Linked DNA regions of Mus musculus: regions 1, 2 and 4 are each linked to region 3. A link is a loop called in an ENCODE intact Hi-C map of the cell type or tissue named here. Cell type or tissue: left cerebral cortex. All regions are shown on one strand.

What was found. A loop is a pair of places that touch in the nucleus more often than their neighbours do. Peaks named below come from ENCODE experiments on the same cell type or tissue, not always from the same donor. Only the 100,000 strongest peaks of a DNase experiment are listed, where the experiment ranks them.
Region 1: it touches region 3 in a loop (4-fold over the local background); 9 of 42 quality-filtered maps call a loop at or near these places.
Region 2: it touches region 3 in a loop (2.2-fold over the local background); 3 of 42 quality-filtered maps call a loop at or near these places.
Region 4: a loop joins it to region 3, with 4 times the contacts of the local background. A loop is called at or near these places in 4 of 42 quality-filtered maps.

The regions. Positions count from the first base shown.
Region 1 is chr12:117,802,419-117,810,418 of GRCm38, forward strand. No RefSeq gene overlaps it. Among named protein-coding and RNA genes, the nearest start is that of Cdca7l, 37 kb to the right of the region's middle. In left cerebral cortex, no CTCF peak of the experiment used is centred here; DNase peaks (open chromatin) are centred at 3,347, 3,809, 4,979, 5,378 and 2 more places; H3K4me3 peaks cover 388 bases.
Region 2 is chr12:118,194,150-118,202,149 of GRCm38, forward strand. Dnah11 (dynein, axonemal, heavy chain 11) reads right to left here and starts at 4,894. Exons shown (of 82, transcript NM_010060.3): 1 at 4,390-4,894; 2 at 2,407-2,550. The coding sequence starts at 4,683. In left cerebral cortex, a CTCF peak has its summit at 4,441; DNase peaks (open chromatin) are centred at 4,246 and 4,711; H3K4me3 peaks cover 904 bases.
Region 3 is chr12:118,851,365-118,859,364 of GRCm38, forward strand. It overlaps Sp8 (trans-acting transcription factor 8), which reads left to right. Exons shown (of 2, transcript NM_001379379.1): 2 at 1-1,214. Among named protein-coding and RNA genes, the nearest start is that of Sp8, 8.1 kb to the left of the region's middle. In left cerebral cortex, a CTCF peak has its summit at 3,968; DNase peaks (open chromatin) are centred at 79 and 3,931; H3K4me3 peaks cover 260 bases.
Region 4 is chr12:118,653,929-118,661,928 of GRCm38, forward strand. Gm31626 (a long non-coding RNA gene) reads left to right here and starts at 7,774. Exons shown (of 3, transcript XR_382011.3): 1 at 7,774-7,818; 2 at 7,917-8,000. In left cerebral cortex, no CTCF peak of the experiment used is centred here; a DNase peak (open chromatin) is centred at 5,000.

The DNA.
Region 1 (8,000 bases), 1.0 Mb before region 3:
GGATAGATCTCTCCAAATGGGCAAAGGATGTGAAGATATTTGTGTCCCATGTAAATGCTCACCAAAAGGTGACTTCAGCTGAGGAGGAGTTCAATAATCAAGTGGATAAGATGACCCGTTCTGTGGACAATCAGCCTCTCTCCCCAGCCATCCCTGTCATTGCTCAATGGGCACATGAACAAAGTGGCCATGGTGGTCGAGATGGAGGTTATGCTTGGGCTCAGCAACATGGGCTTCCACTCACCAAGGCTGACCTGGCTACAGCTGCTGCTGATTGCCAGATCTGCCAACAGCAGAAACCAACACTGAGCCCCAGATATGGCACCATTCCTCGAGGTGACCAGCCAGCAACCTGGTGGCAGGTTGACTACATTGGACCACTTCCTTCGTGGAAAGGACAGCGTTTTGTTCTTACTGGAGTAGATACTTATTCTGGTTATGGATTTGCCTTTCCTGCACGTAATGCCTCTGCTAAAACCACCATTCACGGACTGACAGAATGCCTCATCTATCGTCATGGTATTCCACACAGTATTGCTTCTGACCAAGGAACTCATTTCACAGCCAGAGAAGTACGACAGTGGGCTCACGATCATGGAATTCACTGGTCTTACCACATTCCCCATCATCCTGAAGCAGCTGGGCTGATAGAAAGATGGAATGGCCTTTTGAAGACGCAGTTACAGCGCCAATTAGGTGGTAACAGCTTGGAAGGCTGGGGCAGAGTTCTTCAGAAGGCAGTATATGCTTTGAATCAGCGCTCGATATATGGTACAGTTTCACCCATAGCCAGGATTCATGGGTCCAGGAATCAAGGGGTGGAAAACGGAATAGTTCCACTTACTATCACTCCTAGTGACCCTCTAGGAAAATTTTTGCTTCCTGTCCCCATAACTCTAGGTTCTGCTGGCTTAGAAGTTTTGGCTCCAGAGAGGGGAGTGCTCCTACCAGGAGCTACAACAAACATTTCATTGAACTGGAAGCTCAGACTTCCCCCTGGTCATTTTGGGCTTCTAATGCCCTTAAACCAACAGGCTAAAAAAGGAATAACAGTGTTAGGAGGGGTGATAGATCCAGATTACCATGGGGAAATTGGATTACCTCTTCACAATGGTGGTAAGCAAGATTATGTCTGGAGTGCAGGAGATCCCTTAGGGCGTCTCTTAGTACTACCATGTCCTGTGATTAAAGTCAATGGGAAACTACAACAGCCTAATCCAAGCAGGATGACAAAGGACGCAGACCCATCAGGAATGAAGGTATGGGTCAATCCTCCAGGAAAAGAGCCAAGACCTGCTGAGGTGCTGGCTGAAGGTGAAGGAAATACAGAATGGGTAGTAGAGGAAGGTAGTTATAAATACCAATTAAGGCCACGTAACCAGTTGCAGAAACGAGGATTATAAAGTAATATGAATGCCCATTGTAAATTTACTAATGCGTTTGTGATTGTACGAGGGATAGTTATATCATGTTAGGCGTATTTACAACCTTGTTATTGTTTCATGTGAACATGAGATATTATTTGTGTCAAGTTGACAAGGGGTGGATTGTAGTGGCTATTCCTGGTTGTCAACTTGACAATATTTGGAATGAACTACAATTCGGAATTGGAAGGCTCACCAGTGACCCTTATCTGGAGGCTTGGAGATCCTTATCTGGATCTTGGTTTGAAGATCTTGAGCCATAGTGGCTATGGATTCCAGAAGATTGAATCTCCGAGTTAAGGAACACACCTTTAATCTGGGCTATGCCTTTCATCTGGGATTAAAGGTGTGGTGGAACACACCTTTAATCTGGGCTACACCTTTTGCTGGAGACAATATAAGGACATTGGAAGAAGGGAGTCTAGCTCTTGCTCTTGCTCCTGCTCCTTCGCCTGCTTGCTGCGTGAGACTGAGTAACTGCTAGATCCTTGGACTTCCATTCACAGCTGTGACTGAACGATTGTTGGGAATTGAGCTGCCGACTGTAAGTCATCAATAAATTCCTTTATTATCTAGAGACTATCCATAAGTTCTGTGACTCTAGAGAACCCTGACTAATACATCCACCTATGATCACAGATCTGTAACAGGAACTTGAGTCAAGGCATTCAAGCCATTTCACAAAAAGATTCCAGTCTAAAACACTAAAAAGCAACTTTACAACATTCAGATTTGCCTAACCTGAAGGGGCATTCTCCCTTCTACTTGTGGAGCAGGTTCAGTATCCATTATCTTCATGCTGGTGGAATTTTGGATTTGGGGAACCCTGCTTAAGTACAAGGAGAGATTTTGTGAATGGAGTCTAATATGAAACTCATCTATGTCTTATATACATCTTATATGCACAGCCTAAAGATACTTTTCCTTTTTTTCGATCTCTCATGACGAGATTAATGTAGACCTTTCTACATCTGGTGTCATGTTAGTGATGAAACCATTTCAGATGTGAGAGTAGGGTCAAGTTTGGAGTTCAGGTCAGGGGTGCATATTATGGGTAATTGAGTGTGTCCAGTGTGTCAGGGAACAGAGGGAGGCTGCAGGTGCTAGTTTATTCTCTCTCCCTCTCCCTCTCCCTCTCCCTCTCCCTCTCCCTCTCCCTCTCCCTCTCCCTCTCCCTCTCCCTCTCCCTCTCCCTCTCCCTCTCCCTCTCCCTCCCCCCCCCCTCTCTGTGTGTGTGTGTGTGTGTGTATCTGGGAGGCCAGAATGCAAATCCAGTGCTGGGTTGCAGTGCTGGCCTCCTGGGTACCTTCCGGCCTTGATGCTGCTCAAAATGTGCAGCAAATGCACAGCATACAGGTCCAGTTAAGCCACTACTCAGGCCCTCATCTGGGAACTTTCATCAGCAGCCAACAAGCTCCAGATGAGTACATATGAAGCCAGAACTGGGGTGCCTGGGGAAGGGAAAACTACGCACCGGCTACAGACTCCATTTTTCTCTCTGTTGGCAGAAAGGAGCTGATGTCAGTCACATGGCGCAGCCTGTCCATTAAGAACATAGTTTAGATCCATCAGGCATGATGGGGGAGAAACAGTGAGCAAAGCTCAATGGGAGTCCAGTCCCTAGAAGAAACAGCTTCTCCTTGTGCTGGCATCCGTAGCCCAAGGTCTACTGGTCAGACAGTGGAAGAGAAAAGACAGGGATAGCAAAGAGGTTTGAGTCAGCTCATCTTGTTTTCTTCTTTCTGGGGCTAACTTACTGCGTTTTAAGTTCTAGCACAAGCCCAATCCCTATTAGCTTCTAGTTTGCCCTGTTCTCAGCACAGCGGATGAATCAAAAGGGGATCTGCTGTGAAAATAATGGCTGTGGAGTTGCTGTTGCTGGGATTTGCATCACCAGCTTCCTAGCAATCCATCTGACATCAGTGACGTCTTTGGGACTCCAAATTTAGAACATTTATTTAGGAACTTAACTTCAGTCTCTTAACAGCTCCCTCCTGATGATGCATGCTGGATGTTTTGGTTTGCTAATCCAACAGTCATTTCTGAGATCCATACAAATGAAAAACCATACCAATAAGACACGAAACCCTTAATTACTCTAATGTATGTCCCAAGGCTCTCCCCCCCAGCTCCTCCCTCCCCCCCCAGACATCCTTAACTTCTCTGGGCACCATCCAGGAGACTGAAGCATCCAGCACGTCATCGCTGTTCCCTTCCACAGGCTGCGGGGAAATTTGTTTTACAAGGCTGGTTTTAACGGAGCTACCTGCTGTGCACCACATTGCTACTGTTTGTGAAGTGAATGATGGGAAAGGCAAGTCTGTGATTTCATTTGTTCAGACCGATTACTCACGCGTTGCACACGGTATCATTTGCTTGTCACTTAATGACTGACCAGCCTGCCTGAATCATTAGTGCCTTAGTGTAGTGAAAGGAAGACCTCCGTATAATGAGGAGCTGAAGGAAGTGGAGTGCTGTTTTACCTAAAAGAAATGGTGCGCAGAGATCCAGCACAGCTGCAGGTGTTCCGATGACAATGTGGGAAGCAGTTAGCTTCCAATTTAGCAGAAAATTAAGAGCGAAAAAACTGTTATTTGTGAGAGAAGATACTCATGGCAAGCAATCATCCTCGCTCCGCATCCACAAGACGAGCATTCAGCTGTCTTTGTCGTGACTTAAAACAATTGGTATCTTGGGCTGCATTCAACACCAGATTGGAGCTTATTATCTGCAGTTTATTCTTTCTTGGGATATTTTGTGTTCCCCCTTCCCCCATTTTATGGTTAATTTGCTTGCTTGAATGTAAAGCATTTAAGCTGAAAAATCTGGATCATGGCTGATCATTGTGCCAGGGCTCTGGACTGTATGATACAAGATAATTGGCAATTTTCAAATTCATAATCCATTCTGTTCCCCCTCACCTCCCCCACCCACTTTGTCCCTTCTGGTAGCTTCTCATCTGCCATCTTTGGTGTAATCTCTGAAAGGTCCATGGAGGAGGGATCAGGGCAAATAAATTCCTTTAGTCAAGCCCCCACACTCCTCAGACTCACCTTTGGGAAACGTGAATTGTCCTGCGTGCTCCATCCTGTGGCCCATGTCCCTCCAGGAAAGCACTCACCAGCTGTCACCACACTGAAAAAACTATTTCCCCATAAAAAGGGCTTTATCCCATTTGCAGCCAACATGCTGAGTCATGTTGGTGGGATAATAAAGATTTTCTTTTTTAACTTAATTTAAGGTTTTGGTATGGAGCAGTCAAGAGAGCCCTGATATTCTATAAACCACCAAACAGTTCCCCACTTGCTAAAGTAGCATGCTCTGCCCCCACTGCCCTTGCTTTGGGATGGTCAGCACAGGAGCCAACTGCATCCATGCCCACTGGTGTGGTTTCTTATTTTTAACGAGGTCTAGAGAGTGTGAGCTGTGTGGTTCCTTCCAGTGTCATCAGAGCTCAGTCACTCTTCCTAAGCAGTAGAGCCTCCCTCAGCTTTCTTTGGAAATGAAGTGACGTCTCCTATTTCTCAGGCAAACTCGGGATGGTGGTAATTTTCTGTGTTCAGTTTTCGATGGAGCTCATGTGGGTGATAACCGCCACATGTACGGCCGACTCTGGAGCTGTAAAGTATGCAGCTTTTGCCTCAGCTCAACAGTAGAGGTTGAGTTTCTCTAAGTAAATGGTGTATTTCTTTATTCTTCCAAACAGTTTGATCTCTTAAAATCAGAAGGAGAATGTCTTTGTCACTTTTCTTCTGTCTGATTGCTCATAAGGTATTAACCCCACTGCTCAGCTATTTCTATGAATACACCAGTCAAAACTGCAATACATCCTGTTTCTCTGCTTTGCACACATTTTCCACTTCAACCGTGTGCCATTTTTCATGCACATTCGTATGAACTCGGAGAAGGAAACCCGAAAGCAAGAATAGAGAGTGCAGCTGTGGTGACCAGTGAAGGACACTGCGTGAGAGTGCAGCTGCGGGCTGGGAAACCGGCTATCCATCATGCTCATGCTCACCATCCAATCAGGAGGCTTCAAGTTGCATCTTCAGCACCCAGAGAAAAATATCCAGATGCTGTGGTGCGTTTCTGTCTTCCTAATGCTGGAGGAAGGCTGGGGGGAGGGGAGCGGTGCGGGGGGGTGGGGGGGGTGGTGTCTTCCTAATGCTGGAGAAAGGCTGGGGGGGCGGTGCGGGGGGGGTGTCTTCCTAATGCTGGAGGAAGGCTGGGGGGGGTCCGGGGGGGGGGGACAGACCTGGGAGAAATCCTGTGGCTAGACAGTCTAGCCAATCAGCAAGTTCCAGGTTCAGTGAGAAGCCCTGTCCGTGGAGAGTAACTAAGGAAGAAACCTTATATTGATTTGTGGCTTCCATGAACACGTCGCCCCCCGCCCCCCCCAACACACACATACGTACACACACCACAATAAGAAACGCAACGAAACCCTAGAAACTAGTGAGCAGAGGAACAGCTAAGAGGGTTAAAAAGTGATCTTCCCTCAGATCCTGTTTGAAGTCTGCCTCTCATTATTTTGCCGCCACCCCCCCCCCCTCGTCCCCCAGGCCTAGATGTGAGAATTCTCTTTCATCGTAACTGGCCTTATTTTCCAGAAAGCTGGAGGACCTACGCTTTCAAAGTGGATACCATCTTCTGTGGTATAGCTTGGTTCCCAAAACACGCAGCATAGCGGAGTTTGCGGTTTACTAACTCTGCTGTCACCCGCTGGTCCGAGAGAACGCTCAGCCACGCGCTCTTTTTGTGTCCACTAACAATCACTTTGTCTTCTGCTCTGCCAGTTTGATGTGTAATATTTTCCTTTTCCCTCTATTCCTTTCCAATATTCCTGTCAGCTTACAGCAGCTACTTCATTAAGCTTTTCCTCTGCTCTAGCAGCCATCAGTAGTGAAGGATCCTTTGTGAGGCCAGAAGAGAATTGATCTTGTTCTCTTCCCACACTGGCAGACCTGCCAACGCCAAAGGATTTACTGCAGTGTCACACAGATTGCCTGGAGGACGCCCTGTGTCCCCATTTGTCACATAGCTTCCATGGCGCACCAGGCATGTGGTGGGCTTGTAAACTTATTTCTGAAGATGTTGAAAGGATTATCCTCGCTCATAAAAATGAGAAATTTGCTTAACTGCCTTAGAAGATTTAAGGCTGCCCCCTTGTTTTTTTTTTTTTTTTTTTTTTTTTTTTGGAAAGGCTTATTTGAATTACAAAGTAGGGTTGTGGGAGTGAGGAAGAAAAGTAGAAGCCAGCCCCCCCCACACACACACCGCCCCCAGCCCCTCCTCATCCCCCTTTCCCCCATGCTACCATCCTCTGCCCTCTTTAGAAAAGAGAAGGACCTGATGCCTGTCAAAGTTACAGAATGGAAGCTATAACTTCCATGCTATCCTGCAAGCTGGAACAAAAATCCCTGGTAAAAAGCACTGTTCACAATGGCAGAGGGAAATGGACTCAGGCCTTCTAAGGCTGAGTGTTCACTCCATCTCAGTAGGAGATCCCATTCTTGATACTTTGCCAGGCAGGAGACACTCCAGCCACCCCCAAACCTCCCCACACCCCTCTTGTAGTCTACACACAGCCTTGGTGATCAGCAACATCTTCTGTTGTTTTCATGGAAAGGATGTGTTGACATGAACTCCCTAGCTGTGAATGTAAACACGATGCTGACAGCCAGGCATGCAGTTGGGTTAGCGGGTACCTCCACTTACCGGGGGCAGATGTTTAACCTTGACGTGAATAGCAATTAAGCAGAACCTCAGAAACCAAGGCCTCCCCGGGAACCAATTAATAATTTGGTGGGGAAGATGTTATATGCAAATTTCTCCCACAAACCACTTCAGAATGACACGTCTACCCTCCACCCAGTGGACTGAGCTGGAGAGTCATTTGTAACAAAGCCCTGTGGTGCGGGTGTGAACAAATTGTAATTAGGCAAATTAAGTGAGTGTTGCATGTACATCAATTAATTTCTGGTCACAAGCTACACAGCAATTGCCACCACCTTTGTTGTATGTGGAGGCTTGACAGCAGTGTTTGCCCACGCCTCCTCATTCCTGCTCCTTCTGAGTGCCCCCCTCCCCAAGCCGGCGCTGAAGCCTCTGCCCCACACTTAATTCTCCTCACCCATCCCAGTTTATTTACTTTGTAACCACTGTGTATCAATACACACACTCTCCAAGCAGCCTCCCGACTTTTACAAAGAAAAATTCCCTTGGCTGCCTTCAAATGGTGTGTCTAAGCCTGTGGAGCTGGAGTAGATAGCTCTTTCCCCGGCACAACACTGATCATCTATTTCCTCTCCCACTGAGGCAAAGAACATAAAATAAGGCTGTGTGAAAGGATGCCAGGCACAAGTTGCGTCTTCCCCACAGAGCGAATTGTTTGGGCAAAGGCATATGATTCAATATAATTGTCCCAAGTGAGGTCCCCCCACTGTGGGTTTCTGCCGGTCTGAGTCATCCCACTATGAAAACGGCCCCACAGGAAAGGCAGTTACGTAATCGTAATCGGCTGTCAGGCAAGCACGCAGCATTTAACCCCTCCACGCTGTCACCGTGCCCCTCAGA
Region 2 (8,000 bases), 660 kb before region 3:
CTATCCAGCACACACTCCAGAATACTCACCTACTAATATGAGGATAACTGTATGTAAGGACAGAAGGGAAGGTTCAAGAAGGTCAGAAGTTCAACTTTAGCTTGAAATGTTAACTACACAGCTGGTGGAAATTCTAGGAAGGCATGTGGCTTTCTGTTTGGAGCACAGAATAGAGAAACTGGCTGGAGAGAGCTGAGGGGTCCCTAGCACAGCACCATGAGCCACTGTCCAGCAGACAGCTATTCGAGTTGCATGTGTGCCCTTAGCCATGCCAACGCTTGGGACGTTTGTCCTCCAGACCTACACCCTCTTGCTCAAAGCTTTGTCTGTTAGGGAATGCCAGCTATACCACAATTGTGATGTTCTTGCTTTTTTTCTCTGCCCATCTCAGACTCTTCCCAACATTAAACTCAAACTGTGTTTAGATTAAAAACTAAACAAAAACAAAAAGGCATGAAAGGAGAAGGGAGCTTATTTGGGAAGTGTGACAGAGGAAAAAGGAGAGGGCTAACGAAGAGTGAGCATAGAAAACACCCCAATATAACCCAGCTAACTATAATTAACATATTTTAATAAAAATTAACCCCAAATCTCTGGTGGCTTATGCCTTCTTGGACATACACATTTTCGTTCAAACCATACGGTAAAAGTTATGGGAATTCTGGTATGGGACCAACTCGGAGAAATCTTGGAAGAGTTTCAAAGTTTTCTATTGCTTTTTGCAAACCACAGCTCATAGGATGAGAACCCACCAGGTTCCACACAGCCCTGCCAACTCCCATCTAAAGGCAGGGAAACTCAAAGCATAAGTTGTTTAAAATTCTGCCGAGTCTTACAGAAGACTCAGCGTAGTAAAAATCTCTTAAGTGCCTGTTTCATGCAAAAAAAAAAAACCAAACCAAAACCAAAACCAAAACAAAAAACAAAACACAAAACACAAAAAACAAAAAAACTGCTCCAAGTACCAACCCTAGAAAAACCCTAGAAAAACCCTTCCTACAACCAGTAAAAACAAAGAAGGTAGGGTGCGGGTACCTAAGTACAACACTGGAGCCAGGGGCAGAGACCTTGGGTAGCCTGAACACAGCAAGAGACACGGCATCCTTCCAGGAAGACAGCAAGAGACACGGGAGGTCGAAGAGGAGTGTTAGTGGTTTGCTGTGGCTCACATACCCAGTAGCACGTTTTCCTACCATAAACACAGGCTCAGCAGGACTGCACTGATTACCGGGGTCTCTCTGAACAATCAGACCGAGGAACTGACCTTGTAGACAAATACCTAACTCCATCGTTCCCAGTTCTCACCTACACAGGGAGCCCCTGGGTCTTAAACTACTCTAGCTTTGTTCCCACCCCCGGAGTTCTGAATTAACCAGTAAGAGGACCCTCCCTCAGGGCTGGTTCATTCCAAAGCTCACCATTGCTCCTGACCAGGTGAGTCTAATGTCCAGTGAAGTCTTAAAATTACCACTCTCGTTCTATGGTCATTTTGGTGTTTTCATCCAAAATATCTGAACAGATAGACAGCATCAGGTGAGAAACCATGCATCTTGTGTTTTACCGATGCCAGCTGAGTCCATCTGTACTGACAAGGCAAGGAGGATGTAGGTCCTACCCATGTTAAAATGCCACTGGCCGTTTCAAGGAGTGGGTTAGTTCGTTTTTGTTACTGTTACAAAATCCGGAAGATAGAGGAGGAAAGGTTTCCTTTGACTTTCATTTCCAAGTTCTGTCCATGAGACATTGACCCTGCCAGGCTCAGGCCTCATATCACAACAAGGGCAGATGGCAAAGTAAAACACAGTAATGAAGAAGCAGAGAGAGAACATGGTACCTAAGCCCCTCAAGGGACATCCTCCAGTGACCTAATTTCCACCTATGAGGGAAGCCCCAGATCTTAAAAGCACCACAGCTCCCAACGCTGATGAACAATCCTTTAATACACTGACCACCCTCAGCACAGGGAAGAGAGAATTTGTGAACAATTGGTGACTTCATTACTGCCTTCCATTCTCTGACATAGGTAAAACTCCATTTAGTTACTACCTTGTAATAGGAATTTGAAAAACGGATGAAAGTGTGAGGTAATTTCTACCCTGACTGTGATACCTAAAACCTATAGCTAACTGACAGAACCTCGTCAGTTCAAATTGACAGGTAAATGCTTCCAGCATTGTGAAAGGAGTAAGGGAAGAGTGAGAGAGAGGGTGATCTGACAGGGAGCTAGTCATTGTTAGTGAGCAGTGACTGAGTTCAGAAAACAGGCTGAACGGGATCACTTCGTACCCCTGGCCAAAGAAATTCCTGGCTTCTCACTCTCTTCTGTTTAAGTAGACAGAGTGGCTCAACCAGTACCAGGTGTCTGGAGGTCAAGAAAGCACTCAGATATTAGAGACAGACCAATACCTCATCTAGGAATGCAGTTACATGTGTAAGCAATGACCTGGGTATTTCTCCAAATAAAATGGTTTGGGAGAAATCACTTTCTCCCATGTTTTCAGTCATCTTCTTGGCAAAATAAACCAGCTTGTGTTTCACATCTCTTGGAATCTGGAACAAAAGCAAGATAATTAGTTCGAGTTCACTACAGAATCTCTTTGTTAACAAGCAGGGTTTGCTGTATCCCACTTGCAGACAGATTGCCAACAGAAGAAGTAAAACCATGGCATCTTGCCCATGTTTACAAACAAGGTTGCTCTGTTGCTCTTCTGTGTCCTGAAAAAGGTAGGGTTCTCTTTTTCCCTTTTTTTTTTTTAAACAATACCACCCTCAAAGACATGTCCATTACTCCTCAACAGCATATACCGTAAGAAGCTCATATACAAAACCAAACATAAGAACATTTTAATCCTAGTAAGGTTTTTTCCCCCCTTTTGCTAATTTTTCTCTTGTTTGAAAATAAGCCAAACTGAGATAAAAAGGGGTTAATTTGCATTCCTGCTGTCAAGGCAAAGAAGTGTTTAGCCAAGATAATTTAACATTCCTATAACTGTTAAGGGTTTTTTGGTTTTGTTTGGTTTGGTAAATACTACACTATTTAGTTTCTATGCTCTGAGAGTTTAAGGTGTCTTGACTTGTCTGACATACTAACTTATTTTTTAAAGTTATAATTAGGAGAATATCAAAACAAAGATATTCAAAACTCACACAGCTGTAATGCAACCATTCTGAGGGCTTGCCTCACACCTATCCTAAATGACGACATCTGGTCATTTACAACATGAACCCCAGGCCCAACAGATAACCTACTGGGCAAGGGCTCCAAAATCAGAAAAGAAGGAAGGAAAAGAAAGCAAAAAAAGGCAATGCCTATTAAGCTTGAAGCCTGTGCAAATTACAAGCTACACACACACACACACACCATGGAACTACCATCAGTTTTAAAGAAAAACACATCAGAGAATAAGACAATTGGACATAAGTTTTCAGAGTGCTATTGATATGTAACTTTCCAGGGCACACCTCTGCTATAAACAAGTAGACAGGTTACTTTACTTGGAATTTACGTTGGGGGTGGGGGGTGGGGGCAGACGTTTCCTTTTCAAGCACCCACATGGTGGTAATTCACAATAATTTGTAACCCCAGTTCCAAGGAATCCCAACACATCTCTTCTGACCTCCATGGGCACCAGATACCCACAAGGTGCACAGACATACATGCGGGCAAACATACATACACATAAAAAATGAATATATGTTCTAAAAAGAATTTACAATTTAATTGCTAAGATAATGCTCCTTGAAATCACTATCTAATCTATGCAACAAATATGTTTATTCTGTGTTTTAAATGACACCAGCCAGTCTAATGGTTGTTATTGTTGGTTTTGTTGTTTATATTTTGTTTGTTTGTGGTTTTGACAGGGTCTCATGGTGTAGTCCTGGAACTTGCTGTGTAGACCAGGCTGGCCAGGAACTCACAGAGATCCTCCTGCCTCCTCTGCCTCCCAAGTGCCAGGGGTAATATAGTAAGTGCCACAATAATCCAGCCAGTCCCCCGCCCCGCTTTTTGTTAGAACTCGATTATTTCTTTCCTGGACAAAATGTAGTTGGTAGATACTGAAACAACTCAAGCTATAAGGGTTTTGCCTAATACTTTGCTATCGTTTTTTAAAAGGATATGACTCTAGAGTTCCACCGGGGACTGAAACATAAGTTATTTGGCCCAAAAAGCTCCCCAGGCGCCATAAGCCCAGGCATCACAGACTGCGCTAGTTTTCTAACATCATTTTAGACAACCATCCCTTCTGGCAGGCATCCCTTGTAGAAAACTAAAGTACAGCGTTTTCTGCAGAGCTGGTGCACACGGGGACCCGGATCAGTCCAAGAGGCTGACTTCAAGTTCTGTTTAAGTCCGGCAGCGGGCATCCCTCTCGGGTCGCGCCTTACCTCGGGGGAAGCCGAGAGCCGCCCGGCGGTCGCAACACTAAACACCAGGCTGGCAGGACCAGTGCTCTCCAAAAAGTCTCCTAGGACCTGCCGGTGGTCATCGCTCTCCAGATACTGGCCCCACGTCTCCTCCGGGAACCTCAACGCCTGGCGCAGACGGCCTCCCAGGAAGCGCACCCGCGGGTCTAGGGCAAAGCGTTGCACTCTCCTTGCAGCCGCCGCCTCCTCGTCCTCCTCGTCCTCCTGCTCTGAGGGGCTGAGCCTCAGCACAGTCCCTTCCTCCTGTGCTGCCATCTCGTACCTAGAGAGGATTCTTGGAGTCGTGCGCCAAGGAGGCTATCACCGAGCCAGCGCCAGCCGCTCTGCCTGCAGAGCTAGGTGCACTGGAAGCGAGGTGGCTCGGACTGCAGCGCGTCCCGTTGCCAGGGAGATGGCTGCCCCGCCCCGTCCCGGGAGTGAGGGAGGAGCGAGAGTCTTGGGTCGCCCGGTAGCTCTCAGGCAGAGACCGGGAAATCAACTGGATTTCTCTGCTTTCCTCCCCTGGGCATCTTGGGGATCCCAGAAATGTTCCAGGACTAGTTAGCGGCTCTGGATTCAGCAGTACTGTCTTGAGCAGATAGTCCTGCTAAATTTGCCGCCATGGTAAATTTATCTAATCCCTAGAAAGCTGGGGCTAAATGCTCAATGTTTAACTGTGGATGAAGTATGGTCCAAAGTAGTTAGGTAGCAAGAAATGCTGCCACACACATCGTACACAGAGAATTGCTTATTCAATAAGTTTAGAGAAAGAATAAGTTACGTTACATTGTAAGTCAATAAACTACTTTCAATTTGGGGAAGGAACATTTTGAGCAAAAATACTAATATTAAAGTAAGATTTTTTCAAGGACTTAAATGTAACAAAATAGTAAAAGAATATGTAGCAAAGAATGTAGCTTCCTAGCTGCCATCAGAACAGTGACGTTGCACTGGACAGAGCCTGCCACATTCACCAAGGCCAGTGCAATTTTAACTTGTCATTGGGTTTTCTCCAGCAGAATAGTTTCTTTTTTCAGAAATAATTTACTCTATAAACCCAGTCTTTCATTGCAGTAGATATTAAGAAGTGCGTTTCCCTAGAAAATTTGTATCTCAGAGTAATAAATCCATCACTTAAGAAAGGCATGCTTTTTCTCAATATTTTTTCAAGTATGATTTAAAAGCACCAAGCAGGTACCATAATGAGTTCACTTGGCTTCTCACACACACAAAAAAAATCTTTATTAAACACCTACTGAGTGCCAATCACTGCTGATGCTGAACACACAGTATTGTAGGCACACTAAGCTTCTGTCCTCACATCACTTGTCTAAGTTAGCTCCACACTGACTGGACTGAGGCTATTCCACCTGGGTTTGCCTTCTATTTCTATCAGATGCTGTCAGAGCCATCTAGGATAGGCTAAAGGCATGCAGGTGACTTTTCTAGAGATGACCCACCATTTTTGCATGGTGGTGATGGGTAAACTGAATAGCAAGGCCTTCAGAAATTTCCTCTCAAGATTGCTTCTTGCAGCTGATATGCCTTTCCCAGTCACTATTACATAGTATAATAACTTCTGGACATTAGCCTACTGTATTGAGCAGATTTCCTGCAGATCGACATAAAGATAAACTTTCATGAATTAATGCTGCTTAGATGAGTTAATGATTTCATAGAATTCCTGATTTGATTCAAATAATTTTAGGAAGAAAGTTTTTTACATGGTTTTAGTTGTTTTGCCTAAAAGATGTAATAAAATTAGAATCAGGAATAGAATTTACCCCCTCCTCATAAAGTAAAGGCTACATAATAAAGAATACAATGAGCTTTCATAATTACACTAAAAAGAATTATAGACCTGGGACAAATTTGTGTTCAAAGAAAAACACTCAGGTCCAAGGATGAAGCCACAGGTGTGCACTATGATAAGACAAGGCCATTTAAAAACTGTTGCTTTGTTTAGCAAATTGTATCTTATATCTTGGGTATTCTAAGTTTCTGGGCTAATATACACTTATCAGTGAGTACATATTGTGTGAGTTCTTTTGTGATTGGGTTACCTCACTCAGGATGATGCCCTCCAGGTCCATCCATTTGCCTAGGAATTTCATAAATTCATTGTTTTTAATAGCTGAGTACTACTCCATTGTGTAGATGTACCACATTTTCTATATCCATTCCTCTGTTGAGGGGCATCTGGGTTCTTTCCAGCTTCTGGCTATTATAAATAAGGCTGCTATGAACATAGTGGAGCATGTGTCCTTCTTAACAGTTGGAACATCTTCTGGATATATGCCCAGGAGAGGCATTGCGGGATCCTCCGGTAGTACTATGTCCAATTTTCTGAGGAACCGCCAGACTGATTTCCAGAGTGGTTGTACCAGCTTGCAATCCCACCAACAATGGAGGAGTGTTCCTCTTTCTTCACATCCTTGCCAGCATCTGCTGTCACCTGAATTTTTGATCCTAGCCATTCTGACTGGTGTGAGGTGGAATCTCAGGGTTGTTTTGATTTGCATTTCCCTGATGATTAAAGATGTTGAACATTTTTTTTCAAGTGCTTCTCAGCCCTTCGGTATTCCTCAGTTGAGAATTCTTTGTTTAGCTCTGTACCCCATTTTTAATGAGGTTATTTGAATTTCTGGAGTTCAGCATCTTGAGCAATCCCACCAACAATGGAGGAATACAATTTGCTAAACACATGAAACTCAAAAAGAACGAAGACCAAAGTGTGGACACTTTGCCCCTTCTTAGAATTGGGAACAAAACACCCATGGAAGGAGTTACAGAGACACAGTTTGGAACTGAGACGAAAGGATGGACCATCTAGAGACTGCCATATCCGGGGATCCATCCCATAATCAGCCTCCAAACGCTGACACCATTGCATACACTAGCAAGATTTTGCTGAAAGGACCCAGATATAGCTGTCTCTTGTGAGACTATACTGGGGCCTAGCAAACACAGAAGTGGATGCTCACAGTCAGCTATTGGATGGATCACAGGGCCCCCAATGGAGGAGCTAGAGAAAGTAACCAAGGAGCTAAAGGGATCTGCAACCCTATAGGTGGAACAACAATATGAACTACCCAGTACCCCCCAGAGCTCGTGTCTCTAGCTGCATATGTATCAGAAGATGGCCTAGTAGGCCATCAGTGGAGAGAGAGGCCCATTGGTCGTGCAAACTTTATCTGCTTCAGTACAGGGGAGCGCCAGGCCAAGAAGTGGGAGTGGGTGGGTGGGGGAGTGGGTGGGAGACTTTTGGGACAGCATTGGAAATGTAAATGAAATAAATACCTAATTAAAAAAAAAACTGTTGCTTTGAATTTATGAGCGTATGGAATGAAACACTGCTTTGAACTTGCTATGGATACCTCTCTGTAACTCCCCTTTTGTGTAACATTCTATCTCTGAGGTAATTCTTTCTTACATAGAGAACTTTTTGTCTGAAAAGCTATAAAAATTGCTGCTAGCCACGAAGAAAGGAAGTGTAACCATTTCTGCTATATGTAGAAGGTGCAAGTGTCTATGTGTGTGCTTGAGTTCTCCCCTTTTTTCCTTTCCTTTTCTCTCTGGTTCACAAAAAAATT
Region 3 (8,000 bases):
TTTAATTTAATGGCGCATGTACTTATTTGCATTTGCTGGCAGTTCAGGTATAGTTAAAGTGAGAGTTCTCCTATACTTCATAATAACGGGGTCTGCCAAACCCATGTATTAAATAAATTGTCCAAGTGATACTCGACTAACTTTGGCCTTTGTGTATTTCCTGAAGGTGATATTGTTAACTGTTGACAAATACTCCTGACACTACATTTAAGTGTTGTTTGCAGAGTCTGCAAACTAACTATTCATTGTCATGTTGAAATAATTTGGATATTTCACATTGAAATGAAAAGCCTTTCTCTGGAACATTAGACTTGCATTTTAAATGCATGAAATGTAATTGATTTATTTGTAATATTTTAAATGGTATTAATAAACTCAAAAAAGACTAGGTCAGTTAATTTGGTGTTTTTCCCCCCCTTTTAAAACTACGGGCATTTGCATTTTATCTTCCGTTTTAATGTCTAATTTAAACAAAATATGACCCTGTTTTTTGTGGCAATATTTAATTATTTGCCTTTAAGATATTATGTAGATGGAAGATCTATTTGGCAAAGCTGTTTCTTTGTTTACCAAGATAAAGATTATAGTGTCTAAGATATGTAATTAATTATTTACCATTAGATTTAGCTCAGCACCAGGATTTATTGACCTCTTAAAACTTGTAGTAATTCACAAACAATTCAAAGAAATTCCATGTTGCTGCTTCCTTCTCAGTCTTCAGAAGGAGTCAGGTTGTTGGCCTTTGATCGAGTTTAGTGTTTGAAAGGCCAAGACTTAGATGAAAGATCAATACATCTAAAATAAAAGCATCATTTGGGGATACCTTCTGTTAGGAGACAGAGGGGGTCAAGCTAACAAAAGCTTGTTTTCTGGCACTCTATGTCTTAGCTAAACATTCTGCAGAGGTAAATATCAGTAGATTCCTGTTGAAATGAGTTATCTGTTCTTTAAAAGTCTCTAAACAGCCACCAAAGAAAAGAAAGGTTAAACCTTAATCTATCTACGAGGCTATTGTTCAAAGGTGTCAATGATGCCAATAAAAAAACATTGTCTTGTTATGTCTAAGTGCATTTAAGCAATGGGTGTTCCTTGAGCCATACTTTGAAACATAGTATACTTTAAATGTTGATTGATGTTATATCAAACTATTTCACTATTAGATTAATATTATTTTGAATCAAACTTAATAAAAAGTTAGTGTGTTGAGATTCTAATAAGTTTAGCTTCTTTCTTTCTGTTTGCATGGTTCTCACTCAGTTCAGTCTTGGTATCCATCTTGAATTGAAAATTTTGCATTGAAACTTATGTAAAATATCATAATGCATAGAAACATGAAAAATAAGAGGGGTTATAAATACTATATAAAGCCTGGGCAAAAGCATTCAGAGATTTATAGTTCAATATGTTATGTAATACAGTTGGTTCCCAAGTAGTAGCCTTTATCAGGATGTTCACTCATACACATATGGGGGCCTCAAGCCCTTATGGTTATAGATAAACAAGTTACCTTTGCTATTTTGGGATACTGTGGCTCTAAAAAAATGGTTACTAAGAAAAATAAAACAGTTTCTGTTACTTTTTTTCCCTAGGAATAATGCAGAACACAGTTTAAGTGTTTCTTTTTTGTTGAAACTTGCAGCAGCTGGGGGATACCGAGAGGCCAGTTCTACAGTTAATGTAGAGGCAGGTAAGAGGACAGCTGCTTGGCATATTTATAGGAATGAATACTTGATTTGAGAGATGGGTTGTGCCAAGGAGGGATACTGTTTGGAAGATGATTTCTTTGGGAGATGCAGAAAGCAGGGCTTATTTTTGTGTCGTAGGTGTTCCAACTTTCACTTTCTTCCTTTAGCTTCCCTCACAGTCTAGCTTGGCTTTAGTTTGTTTTGCTCCAGCAGTATTTTGTTGTTTGTTTCTGTTAGCAGTATTTTTAACTTAGTTTAGTACAGAGCGGGTAGAATCCCCCTTTGGGGACTAACATCATGTCTCTTTGGGAAGGAAGGAAGATGACACACAAAAGGGATTCTTTTCTGTGTAGTCTGATAATGGCTAGAAATTCACTCCCATGAAGCTGGAGTAGCTGTCACTTTGAACCAAAGGACAAGCTTCCGGGCTTGCAGATCAAGGTAGAGTCAAACTAGCTGTTGACCCAGAGGTCAGGCCTGCATGTATCAGCCCATCCTCCGGAGACTGGGAAGGCACTGCGCCCACCCCCCACCCCCTCCCCAAGGGTTGGTGCTATCCAGCCTTCCTAGATCCTCCCTCAACACTTCCCTACCCTGCTTGCTTTCTCCTGGCTTCTTTATCACCTTTCTTTTTAGAAGAGCTTGTTCACTCAGGAATGGGACTGATTTGGTGAAGGCTGACTTATCAGCTAAGATATGCTATGCAGGATACCTAATTTAAACCAATGTGATAGTTGCTCTCCCACAGCGGGAGACACTGGACAATGTTCCTGGGTAGGTTTGTCTCTCCACTGCCCTGTTAATTCTAGTCTTTGCATAACTTCTCAGTTGGGCTCCTTAGCTAAGGAGCCTCCAAATAAGCACTTAAGCAGTAATGAGCAGGAGTTCTGCTTCTTAGGTAGATCGAGAGATCAACACTTTGTCTCCCGGTGAATTTTTTGGTTAGGTTACTGAATGAAAAATTTTATTGAGAATAAATGTTTTATTTCTTATGGAAGATTGCTTCACAAATCAGAGGATGGGGGGGGGGAGGTGACTGGTAAATTAAAGCATGCATGTATAGGGTAAAGGTGTAGATTTAAATACCATCAGGCTGCCTAAGTAGATAGAGATAAATTCTACTCATTTGTTTTTCTTATAAATGAGGTACTGATTTGATTCCAATATTTTTGAATAAGTATGTTTTTAACTTTTTCTGCCCCCCACCCCCTTTAATGTTTGTGTCTAAGCTGGCATTTCTATTTATTCCTTAATTTTACTAAAATAACTACAGGTTCGGGTACCCTGCTCCTCCGCGCGCTTCTTTTCCAAAGTAGCCTTAAAATTCTACGACGGATTTTGGAGACTTTGGAGAGGAGATGTGTAAGAGAGCAATGCTGTACTCTTGAGATTCATTCGGCACCTCTCCGAGTGCTGTCTTCCAAATCATTTTGCTCAGTACAATGGTTGCTGTTACTTAAAAAAACCAAGATGCTTGCTTGTGCCCCTATTTCCTGCTTCCGGATCAAGGGAAAGCCAGTAATCCCTGGGTGTCCTGGACTCTAGCCCCTGGTTCCTGGGGAAGAGCGCGCGGCCACCTTGTAGTCTCTCCCTGGGAGCTGAACGTTGATTCGCTGCTGCTGGTGGGAGGAAAAGAGTATTTTATTTTAGTCCCTGGACGCGTGTTTAATTTAATTTAATTTAATTTCTGTGGGGTCTCTTGGCAGCAGAGAAGCAGGTTTCTACATTGGCTTTGATTCCTGAGCAAAGTCCGGACTCTTAGAACCCTGGGAACAGAGGAGGGCTTGGGGAGGGCATTGGGGCATAATGCGTTCGCTACAAAACAGTCCCTTATCTTTTAAAGCTCTTCTAGTTGGGTTCTTGTTTGCAATCCACTCCCCAATTTGACTGCTCTGGCCTTAAGTTCTACTGAAGGCTCACTGGAAGTGAGCCTGCTCTGCTGAGTTCTCCGCCCCGCCCCCCCTCAAGTTTTCCCGGTCCTCTGGAAACAACCAGGGAAGCCGGGGAAGAGTTCCTAGCCATTCTCCGCTGCCGCCCCTATTACCCCAACCCATCCCGTTCGGCTTGGCGTTCTTTATATGCAGGCAGCCCTTGGGAAGATCCCCAGCCGTCCCAGAAAAGCTTCCAGCTGCTAAGCTGCACCGGCGCCGGCTGCTCCCGGGTAGCGGTGGAAGCCTGGGGTGTCCGTGGCGATTGTGTTGGGACTCTCTGGGCTCCCGGCGCACACAAAGGCTAGGCAGTCGCCTGCACCTTCTGCGCGGACAGCGAGCGCCACCCTGTGCCCCGCGACCGCGCTGCAGAGTCCCGAGCCCGCTGCTCTCCAGCCTGACCTTGGGCTCAGCATCCCTCTCCCCTAAGCCGTCTTGCCACTGAGTCTGGCTGACAGAGAAAGCTTGCGGAGGTTTTTTGTTTGTTTGTGTTTGTCTGCCTGTTTGTTTTTAGATTTAGGAATCAGTTTAGCCACCTAGCAGAAAAGAGAGTTGGTAGGAAGGTACAGACTCATGGTACCGTGAGCAGAAATAAACCTTTCTTAAAGCCTTGTACCTAAAACCCACCTCTTTATTATTATTATTATTATTATTATTATTATTATTATTATTATTATTATTACTTTCATTCTCTCTGCTCTCCACTCTATTCTTTGGCCCATTTGATACCAGGGCACCCTAGCAATCTTCTCCAGACCAAATCTTGGTGATATTTTAAGAGACCCAGGAGAAAGATCAACCATTTGGGAAGAGTACCTCATTTGGAGAATGTGCCTGTAGCATGCAGACTGTCTGAGGAAAAGAGCCCGCATTTGGCAAAACTTTTCCCATCATGGACTTTTGTAGACACAGACCTGTGGGTGTTTGTGTTAACTTGGATCTACTTTTTACCCTTGAGATTGGCCAAGGGTCAAACTTGAAGATTATTAATGGCGCCTGTGGACCATTCTGTATTGGTATGAGGCACCCTCAGACTGAGGCTTTGTGGAAACTCTTCTTAAGCAATAACAGAGAAGCACTATGGGATGCACACTTGTGCAAAACAGGGCTCTCATAGTTACTTCTGTAGTTAAAAATTCTTATTTCCATCGACTCCCTACCTATAGCGGGGGAAGGAAAGAAATAAAATACACTTTATTTGGTGTGTAGAGTGCCCATCACAAGTAAAGCAAAGTGATTTGCAGCGGCGGGTACAAGTAATGTGGCCACCCGCAGCTTTAGAACATAATTGACAACTCCCCCTTCAGAGCACCAGTCTCTTCCTTGAAACCAGCTGGTGACGCAAGCCCACTCCCACCCCCCTCCGGTCCGGAAAGCCAGGAAGCTCTGGAATGCATCGTTCTCTCACCCTATTGTGCCTAGGTGTTGCAAACCACTGAAGGACAGAGCTTTGTGCTTTGATCTCATGTCCCTGCTATTCTGTGGCACAGAGGGGTGAGTTTAAATTAAATTTCTTTCTCTGCTGATAAGTTCTAATGGGCCTCAGAAGGTGAATAATTATGCAGTAACATTTCATGGGTTGTTGGAGTGGGAATTCCCACTGCGCTGTCACCAGGAACAGAATGTTCAATGCTAAATGAAGCTTCTCAAGTAAGCCACAAGTGTCTTTCAAATCCCCCTGCAGATAATCTAGGACATTTCTACTTTTATCTTTCTTGCCTCTGCTAAGCAGGGTTATTTTTTCCCTTACATTCAAGTTTTATTGGTGATTTTTAAAAAAGGAAACAATCAATACTTTAAAGATATTTTGTTTTTTAAAGCTGTGACAAATATGACACCGGCAAAAGCTGGGGCAGCATTCTGGGAAAAGGCACACATATCCAGGACAAAGAGCCACCTGAGATTTGCCCTCACTAGGATTTAGGTCTAGTCCTCTCTTGACTTTTATTGAACTAGTGCATTTCTCTTGATGGCCGAAAGTATGAGGCTTGGAGCAACTGAGCTCTTAAGAGGTGATCTGATCACTGGTGTTTTGAAGCCACCCAGTTCTGCACCGACACAATTTAAATGGGTTCTCCACTACAGAAGGTTAAAAGGAAAAAAAAAATGCCTTTGCTGTTCCATGCTACTTAACTAAAGAGGACTAAATCTTTGAGATTTAATTTAATCTTCTGCCAAGCTTGATAAGAATCATCAACAGTTTTCTGTAAATGCGTCATGGGTATTTAATATCAAAAGGAAATCAGACCTTGAACCTAAAAATAAAAGAATTCTAAATTTGTCACTTAAAGCACAATGGAGGCTTTCTTGCTTTTTTTGTATTATTATTATTTTATTATTATTAAGAAAATTCCTTGTTCTCCATTTGTCCCAGTGCTGCATTCCACACCATTTTCCTTGTTTGGCTTCCTTTCTTTAAGTTTCTTCCCTTAGATGAATTGAGCTCCCACAAGCTTCAGGATTTCTAAATCAACACATAGAAACTGGAGCCTGCTTATCAAGTTTTCTCTCCTCTCTTGGCAACCCATTTGAAAGGGCTCAAACAATGAATTGATTTACATCATGCTCACTTCACCCTGAACTCGGTGCGAGTGTTGGAAACATTCAATATTTCACCTTGGGTTACCAATCCTTCCAGCTTTCAAGTTTTTGGCCAGTTCATTTTAAGCCCTGAAACAGAAGGAAAAAAAAAAAAGTAGATGGTCTCCCCATTCTCAGAGTTCAAGTAATTGTCTAATTCAGCTGAAAGTAAAGGATTTGTACTGCCCAATTCTACACCCAGTTTAATGACCCTAATTACCCAGGGACCCTGTCATCAGATTTCTCATCACTTCAGGAAGCTGTGTTCTTGTTCCTACGTTGATAAGTACTCATTTCTCTTGCATACCTGTTTCTTACTTCAGTTCCTCCACTCCCACCCCTTCCCTAAGTTGGTTCTTTTCTATTCACTTCAGCCAACAGTGATCGTTGTGGCTGGTGGAAATGTAGTTAAAAGATATATTCATTGATTTAGTGGTGTTTTAACAAGATGGTTGAGTTAAACATGTGAACTTCTTCGCTGTTGGAAAATAATCTTTGTAGCATTATGTTAGGAATGTCTCAACTTTAATTAGAGTGAGCTGTATTGGGTTACAATTTATTAACTTTTATACTTTGAAATAAAGTCAGTTTGGTTATTTCTTCCAAAGAATAACTATTTTACTTAAAATGGTGGGAGTTAAGTTTGGGGAAGGTACACACATATATTACAATTCCCATGTCCTTGGCATTAACATATTTTAGGCAGTATCACAGTTAAGTGTTGTATTAATGACTGGAGAGCAATTAAACCACTTAATAAATATTTTCAGAACAAGCATCGTGCTATACACATTCTGCTATATACACTTTGTAGGAGACATGACATGCTTTACTTAGTATGTAATTATTAAATGAGATGTATTGCCAGTGACATGTTTACTTGTGTGTTTTAGTATGAATACCCTGAAAGTCAGATTGAGTGAAGTTTTTCCATTCTTAAAATTCTACTCGCTTTGCAGGGAGCTACTTTCACAATAAGATGGTGGTAGATTCCTGGTGGACGAGAAATGATGCTTAGAGCTGTGACTTCTTTTGTTATTTTATGCTCTGAAACCATGGATATTTTAAAATTCACTTAAAGGTGAACTATTGGTTATGGATCTTAGGTGGTATACAGAATTTCTGTGGCTTCCTTTCCACCATGGCCTAAAATAAATAATATATATATATATATATATATATATATATATATATATATATATATATACACACATAGTTTAGTTCTATGTTTTATTTCATGTGTGGACAGCCAGATTAAAATCTTAATGGTTAGTAGTCTTACTTCAAATGATTAAATGTGCATTTTAGCAGCATTCTATTTATAATCTGTACTTTATACAAATTTTATATGTTTAAATGACTATTTTTCTTATTATAGTGACTAAAATACAAATAATTTAATGATTTCATTTATGTATCTCCTTATTTTCGGAATTAGTTTTTAGGCTATATTTGTTTTTAAAATTGAGTTTGTCAGAGTACAAACATATTTAAAAGTTGGGCTTCTCTCTCTCTGTCTCTGTCTCTGTCTGTCTCTGTCTCTCTCTCTCTCTGCTTTTCTGTCCCTTTCTGTATGTCTTACATTGGAAAAAAATGTGCATTTTTGTCTTGCTTAATTAAGATTATAGCAAACAGGAAGATATATTTTACTTAGAATATCTTTCATATGACTAGAAAAAATATGATAAAAAATTAGAAAGGACAATATTCTGTGCTGTTTTAAAAAGAATTAGGATGTGAAATGTTCATCTTGCCTTATGAAGCACATCTGAGGAAGCAAGAATGGTATTAACAGATCATGCTTGTC
Region 4 (8,000 bases), 200 kb before region 3:
TACAGTGTACTCCAAATCAATCATCAATCAATCAATCAATCTTAAAAAAAAAAAAAGAATGTAGCACATCTAACTGACTCCCCAAATCAATAACAGCAGTTCTCTGCTTGGCTATCCTTTTACTTACTATGCTTTCTGTTATCTGTGGTCCTGGAAAGTTTGAATGTATAAACGGAATTTTCCAGAAATAACTTATGAGATACTGTATTTTGTAATCTCAATGTGTTAAACTTTATTGTATATATGTGTGTGTATATGTATGTATGTATGTATGTATGTATGTGTGTATGTGATAAAGCATAGTCTAGGGGTGGATTAGTTCAGAACATACTTGCCTAATATGAAGTTTAATCCCCAACCCTATAGAACAATGCATGGATGAGCTCATTAGCACAGCATGTATGTTAATGAGCTAAGGACTTGCATATCATCTGTAAGATAATGGAATCTGGCCTGTGTCCTGGTTTAAAAAGGAGGCTGAATAAAACCAATCCTGGGTAAGAAAGGGGTATAACCCTTAAGCATGTCCAACACAGCCTTCTGGGGTGTTCCTGGTGACATTCCTCTAAGAGATTGTCCCTTTTCACATGCCATTGTTAAAACTAGTCTGTCTCCTGTCTCAGTGTTAGCACTCCACCCCCACCCCCAACAAAATTCTTGCTCCTCACCCATCCCCTCATCCCCAAGGAAGCTTTGGTGTGAGGGGGGCCCAGGCACCAGCACAACCTCTTTGGCCCAGTAACAACTCACACTCAGCACCCTGGGCTCAAGATTGGTGGCCATCACTCAGCATATCTTGTGCTCATTTTCCCATGATTCTTCAGCTGTCCTGAAGTGGCTTCTAGAAGAGAAACCATTTGGAACTACAGGGTCACCTGAATAGAGGTTAATTCTGTTTGAAAAGTGTTGCTGAACTGCCAAGTCGGACTTGAGGAAGAAACACATCAGAAACCTCTGTTAGCCATGCCTTCCTAGAATGTATGAAGTAAATGAACAAAACTGGGGTGGGGGTGGGAGATACCTCAAAGAAATGAAAAGTAAAAGCCATCACCTCCACCATTTCCACTTGAAATCAATGTTGCTTTGCTAGTTGATGGTCTCCATGAAGACTATAAAAGGTGATTAAATAGGAATATAATGCCAAGTGGCACAAGGCAATCCTGCATTACAAATGGCCAGGAATACTTCACATAAGAAATACTTCTCTTAGAAAATGATACAGAACAAAAATTTCAGGAGTATTTATTCCCATTATAAAACTTCAAAAAATGTATTATTTGTGTGTGAGAGAGACAGAGACAGAGAGACAGAGAGATAGAGACAGAGACAGAGCCAGACAGAGAAAGACAGAGAGAGAAAGAAACAGAGACAGTGCCATGGTGTGTGTGGTGAAGGTCAGAGGACAACTTTGTGAAGTTGGTTTTCTCCATCTACCTTTATGCAGCTCCAGGAATCAAACTCAGGTTACCAGGTTTGCTTAGCAAGGACCCTTACCAGCTGAGTCATCTTCCTAGCACTTGTTTTCAACATTAAATTCAAATTAAATACTTATTCAGAAAAGAAAAAACAAACAAGCAAATAGTATTTAGAGGTAGCAAAGATGGATAGTCAAGCAAAGGTGCTTGCAGTCAAAGCTGATGACATGGGTTCAATACCTGGGACCCACATGGTATGGGAGACCCTACTCTTGTACGTTGTTCAGAATCTGTCTGGCATGGGAGTAGTATATAGACCAAGTTGGCCTCCAACTCACAGAGATTCACCTGTCTGCCAAGTGCTGGGTTTAAAGGTATGTACCACTACTCTCAGCTTAAGTAAAGGTAATTTTAAAAACGTAATATTTAAAACTTCTTTAAATCAGAAGTTCTATGGCCTTGGGATGTAGCTCAGTTGGTAGAATGCTGAGCTAGTATTTTGAAACCTTGGATTTAGTTCTGATCATGTACAATCCAGGGACAACCGTACAGATCTGTATTCTAGAATTGGAGAGGCAGACCTAGGAGTTCAAGGTCATTCCTAAGGAGTTTGAGAACAATATGAGGTCTCTATCCATTTTTTTTTAATCTGAAATAAGATTTCTTTATGTAGCGTTCTCCTGGATAGCACTCTGTAAAACAGGCTGGCCTTAAACTCAGAAATCTATCTGCCTCTACCTCTGCCTTTGGAATGCTGGAATTGAAGGTGGGTACTATCACCACCTGACATTATGCCTTATTCTAAATTACTTTCATATTTGCATGCTCAGGAAAGATTCTGTCTCAATTTTTTTGGTTTATTTATTATTATATATAAGCACACTGTAGCTGTCTTCAGACACACCAGAAGAGGGTGTCAGATCTTAATACAGATGGTTGTGAGCCACCATGTGGTTGCTGGGATTTGAACTCAGGACTTTCGGAAGAGCAGTCAGTGCTCTTACCTGCTGAGCTATCTCTCCAGCCCCCTGTCTCAAAAATTTTAAATAAATTAATTAAATTAGAATTTCCATACTGTATGGAAGTTGCTGCCATTCAGCCCACAGGGATTTCTTACAAGTCCATTGAAAAATTAGTTAAAATACTGTGACAACACCAAAATCAATGCAGGTTTCTGGCTCCTCTGGAAACATCAGAACACTGAATCTCTCTGGCTTTTGGCTCCCTCACTGATTCGTGGGAGGCTACAGAGTTCAAACATGATCTCAGTGTTCACATCCTAATCTCCTAGGCTCTCTATTTGGAATCTCTGCATTACTTAGTGTGAGGGTTAATATTGATGGTAAACTTGATAGGACTTGGGACTGAGAGATGCCTGGGAGATTAGTAACACTTTCTGTGGGTCTCTGTGTGTGGATGTTTCCAGAGGCTGAAGGATTGTGAGGGCATACATTCCTTTGATAGGCTATTATTGATAAGTTATTTCACTGATAGGTGGTGTGCCTGGTTGGAGAAAGGCAGTCCTCGGGGGATGGGATTTTGAAGGTTGCATCTTGTCTTGTCCCCTGTTGTCATCCATTTCTGATTCCTTCTGTCATGCACCAAATAGCTATGCCCTACCCTGCCTATCTACCATGACAGGTCAAGATCAACTGAGCAAACCAACCATGACTCATACCTCCGGACCCATGAGTGAAAGAAAATACATCGTTTCTCCTTCTACATTGTGAGAATCAGGGCCACTGATAATATTCAGGCTTAAAAAAAATAATAAAAAGTAGGGGGTGGAGAAATGGACCAGTGGTTAAGAGCATTACTGCTATTCCAGAAGAGGTGGGTTCAATTCTCAGCACCTATGTGATGGCTCACAACCATTTATAAGTTCAGTTTCAGGGAATCAGAAACCCTCTGTGAGCACCGGGCACAAAAGTGGTGCACATACCAGCAGGTGAAACACCCATAGATATAACATAATAGTAATTATAAGTAAATAAACACAAAAGTCAAATGCAAAAACAAACTCAAATTTGAGAGGGTAAAAATAGTATGTCTACCTCATCTCTCAGGAAGCAGAATCTGAAAGATCACGAACTTGAGACCAGATTAGGCCACATAGTGACTCTCTGTCTCAAATAAACTTGAGAAGAAGTATCTCAGAGAATAGTAATCCTAATACCATGTAAAAGATCAGACATGAAGAGCAGAGTACAAAGGAGACAGGGACCAGAGAAACATGCCCTGAATAGGAGAAGAAGAAACACATTCTGTGGGTTACTGAGCACCCTGCTTCTGAGAGACCAGAAATCAAGTGTGGAAATCTAATGGTTCTCTGTCTCTAATGAATTAGAATGGTTATCAATTTTCTCTAGAATAGTTAGAATAGGTCAAGTGGTAGAACAGATGGTAAGGAAAATGCAAATTTTCAGAAGCTGTTATGTAGGCAGACTAACCTGGAACTCATGTAGCTCGATGAGATTTCAACTTGCCATCCTACTGCCTTCTCCTACTTAAAGCAGGCATGACTGGTATTTCCTACCACACCCAGCCTGCAGTGGTTTGCTAAGGGCAGTTCTGATGCAGCAACCTTCCTTTTACAGCTGTTAGCTCAGAAGTGGGAGAGAGTGAACCCCAGGGTAATCCTTTCCAAACCTACCTTTATCATTTGAAAAAATGCCTGGCTGGTTTCCCTTGTTTCAGAACACCAGGCATGGAAAAAGCCAGGTAGTGGAGTTTGAATACTTTTCTTGAAACGCTCTGACTTGCATTTCTCTATGGGGGACATAAATAACCCACCAAGGTAAAACAAGGATTCAACTGCCAACTTTCCAGAAAATGTTGACACAATAGCTTCTGAAAAACACATTGAAGTACGAATTCAAAAGTGAAGAGGACAGCTCTTTCTACCCTCTTTTGCAGCCCCTCTAGGACAATCTTAACTCAGGAAGCTATGCAGTAGAAACATGTGTGCCAAAGGCTACATTAGACATCTCATATTCATTTTTTTAAGGTGATGGTTCAAATATGACTCACCCAACTCTACTCTCCTTAGACTGGAAGAACTTATTTATTTCTTAAGGAAAATATTGTGTGTCACCTGATACAACCAGACAGGCTACCTAAGTATACCAAAAGAAAGTGTACTAAGATATTCAATGTAGAGTCCTTAAGATATTCAATGTATAGAGGCCCTTATATAGCTTAACAAGTGTATGGATTACAGAGTGTGTTACACATAGCCATGGAATACTCCACATAGGGAGGAGTCTGTTTTTTCTCAAAATAGCATGCAAATTCCCAGAGGTGCTTTTCTACTCAAAGAACTAATGGATGTATAATAAAGTAAATGTTTTATAAGTTTCTTTACAAAAGAGAGAAGGCAAATAAAGTAAGTGGCAATGGTTTCTATGATAGGCCACCAAGCGACAGCAAAAACTTGACTGAAAACTTCTCCAATGCTCAATGGAGAATTCTTGGGCACTGTGTATGTTGGCTAGGTTGCCATCTTCAGAGGACTGTTCTTTGTGAATCTCTCCTACACGGACCTCAGTCAGCCTATTGCTAAGGCAGAGCTTCCAAAAACACTATCCCATCTCCCAGTATCTTCTTTTACTCTTTCTAACTTTGTGCCCACACACAGAGAAAAGGACACATTTTTAAAGAGTCTAAAAATATATGCCATCCCTACATTTGCCTCTGAGGCAGTTGGGCAGTTTGTGCTGTCGAGCGCTCTCGTACATAAACCATCACCCAGATGTTCATTCTCTAATTAAATAGTTTGAATCGACATCTGTATGATTTCTGCCAAGTTTATTAAATGGGATTTTTTTATATTGTACGTCCATGTTGGGTACTGTAGAGAAAATACACTTTTTTTTTTTTTTTAAATGTAAGGCTGACTATATGTTTTGAACAGGAAGATTCCTAACTTGTTTGCTTCAAAGAGGAGTGCAAACCTTTGGAAGACGAGTACCTTTTAGAAACCGCAAAGTCGGGGGAAGAGAAAGAACTACAACTATTAAAATGCACACACACTGCTGGCTGGCACTGTTGTGACAGCCGCAGTATCGGCGTCAGTCAATTATCTTCACAAATGCCTCTTGTGCTAATGAGCACTCACAAAAATCAGCAGACTTTTCTGGCAAGGAGAAAAGATCAGTTTCATTGCTTGCAGAACTAATTCAGGGTACAAAAGTGAAGGCTTTGCCATCTCTGTCTCTTTTACTGCTCCTTTTGTGAAGGCTTTTGATGTGCGCTGAAGAGCTGGGCCTGTTTGGGCCCTCCATCTCCAGTTCATTGCCTGTCATTAACATACATATCCATAATAAAAGTTCGCTAAGTCACGAACAGCTGTCCAGAAAGGAGTTTGAGAAGGAAGGGAGAAAAAAGGACCTATGCCTTCTCAAAATGCTGACAATACTATTTAGCCCCCTTTTGGCAATGATATACCTAACATTTTAAAGCCGCCTTTCACTCCAAATGGAAGGAAGTATAATACAACATTCAAACACATAGTGGTTTCATTTTGAAACAGTCATTTGCTGTATTCAGAGGGAAAACGTCTATAGTTACCAGATGCAAAGAAAATCCATCATTCATGATACATACGTGTAGGTTGGACACACACACACTTTACATTGTTTTTGCAGAACACTAAATAACCTCGAATCTTCCACTTAGCCCAGAGAAAAACCCCCTACAGCAGATGCTCGAGAGTGGTTTCATGCCCATTGCTTTCTGCAGTCTATGAGACTGACAGTTACCTATGGTTAATTTGTTATCAATGGAGTCTATGTTAGCAAAAGAAAATATCATCCAAATTGTACCATAAAACTTTTTTTATGATTAAATAATTTCTGTCTAGATACCCTGATGAAAATTCCTGTTATTAAAAAAACAAAACCAAAAACCAAAAACCAAAAACCAAACAACCTTCTTAGAAATGTGTAGCCATGGCTTTGAAATGGAGAACTTGTTTTTACACATTTTCAAGTCCCATGAGCCTTTTAAGACAGCTGCTTAATTAAATGACTGCCATTATGTTCCTGGTTAAATTTTTCTAAAGGCAAGAAGGAAACAGTTTTTCTTAAGAAGAGCCCTGAGGGCAAGAAATAGACTTTAAATTAATGATGAGGAAAGGGCGCCTTCCTTATTACTTGAACCGGGGCTCAGTTTTATCAAGCTCCAAAAGACAGCACGGGACAGATACATATCCTTTAGCTACCAACCCAGGGAGTTCATGACCTGAGGCCGTCTACAGGGGCACTGCACCCTACACTTTTTCCCATCTTGAGTTTGAAACTTAGGGTCGGCAGATCTGTCAATTAAAGGTTTACCTTCATTTACATTAAGGGCATTTCTCTCTCTCTCTCTCTCTCTCTCTCTCTCTCTCTCTCTCTCTCTCTCTCTCTCTCTCTCTCCCCTTTTAATCTCTCACTTCCTTTCTTGCCGATTCCTTCCTTTCTTCTTCCTAAATCAGAATCACGTTGCAAAGAAGAACCAACAGCCCTCCATTCTGTGAAGATTTTAGTCCTGTAAAGACCCTCCCACCATGCCAAAACAGCTTGTGCCATATAAAACCAAGACTTTAATCCCACTTGTTGCTCTCCCCGCCCTTCTCTCTCCACTCTCCTCCCACCCCCCACTCCGGAGTCTCTTTACAGCCGCATCTCTCCCAGATCAGTCGCTAAAAATCTTTAACTCTGCCTATTTTGATCTGAAAATTAAATCTTATTTATTATGCATCCTGTTTGTTGTCCTTGGAGAACCCCAGCATTCATTTCAAGGGGTCCAGAATGACTTCTTAAACACATTTCTCTCTTTGCTGCAATTAAACAAAGTGGGGCTGTGATTAGCCCTCCGTAGGGGGGAAAGAAAAAGACACCGTTGAATCAAAACGAGGGGACCTGGCTGGGCATTATTTCCTCACAATGCCGGAGTTTATTGCTGAAACCTGCTTATCCCCCAGCTCTGCACTCCATGGGAACTTCAGTCAGGTGGAAAGTGATTTTCTTCTCTGCAGCTTGAAGTATCGTTAAGACCCCGCTGAAGGTCCTAAAGCTGTTCCTAGTAACTGAGACATTTAGGATAATCTTTGTGGAGTTTTTCAGGAGCTTCTGCCTTTTGCTGCTCTCAGGAGAAGAGTTAATAAGCTTTCACTGATTCTTTTTATTTTTATTTATTTATATTTTAAAAAAAATCTAAGTCAAAAAGCGCCTGTTTAAGTACCACCTCCCTCTAGCTCTTGGGAATCCACTCAAGAGGGCTTTGCTTGGCTCTGTGTTCATGACACATAATGAAAACAATTTTACGCTGTGGAGGGAAGTATTGGGCAATTACTGATGTAACAGCCACCTGCAGTAGCGAGCCCTGGCTGAAGCATCGTGTGGTTCATGAATATTTGATGGTGTGATGTTATTTTGAATGGCTGGGGCAGGTGAAGGGGGCCGAGGGTGTAATAAGCGACTCTGCTGGAGGCTGTGTCCCTACTCTGTTTCCCTGCAGGGCCCACAGTGTAACACCAAGAAGCATCCTGACCCCGCTTGGATGGAGGCAAGGGCCGCTAAGGCTGAGGCAAGATGCTATGAC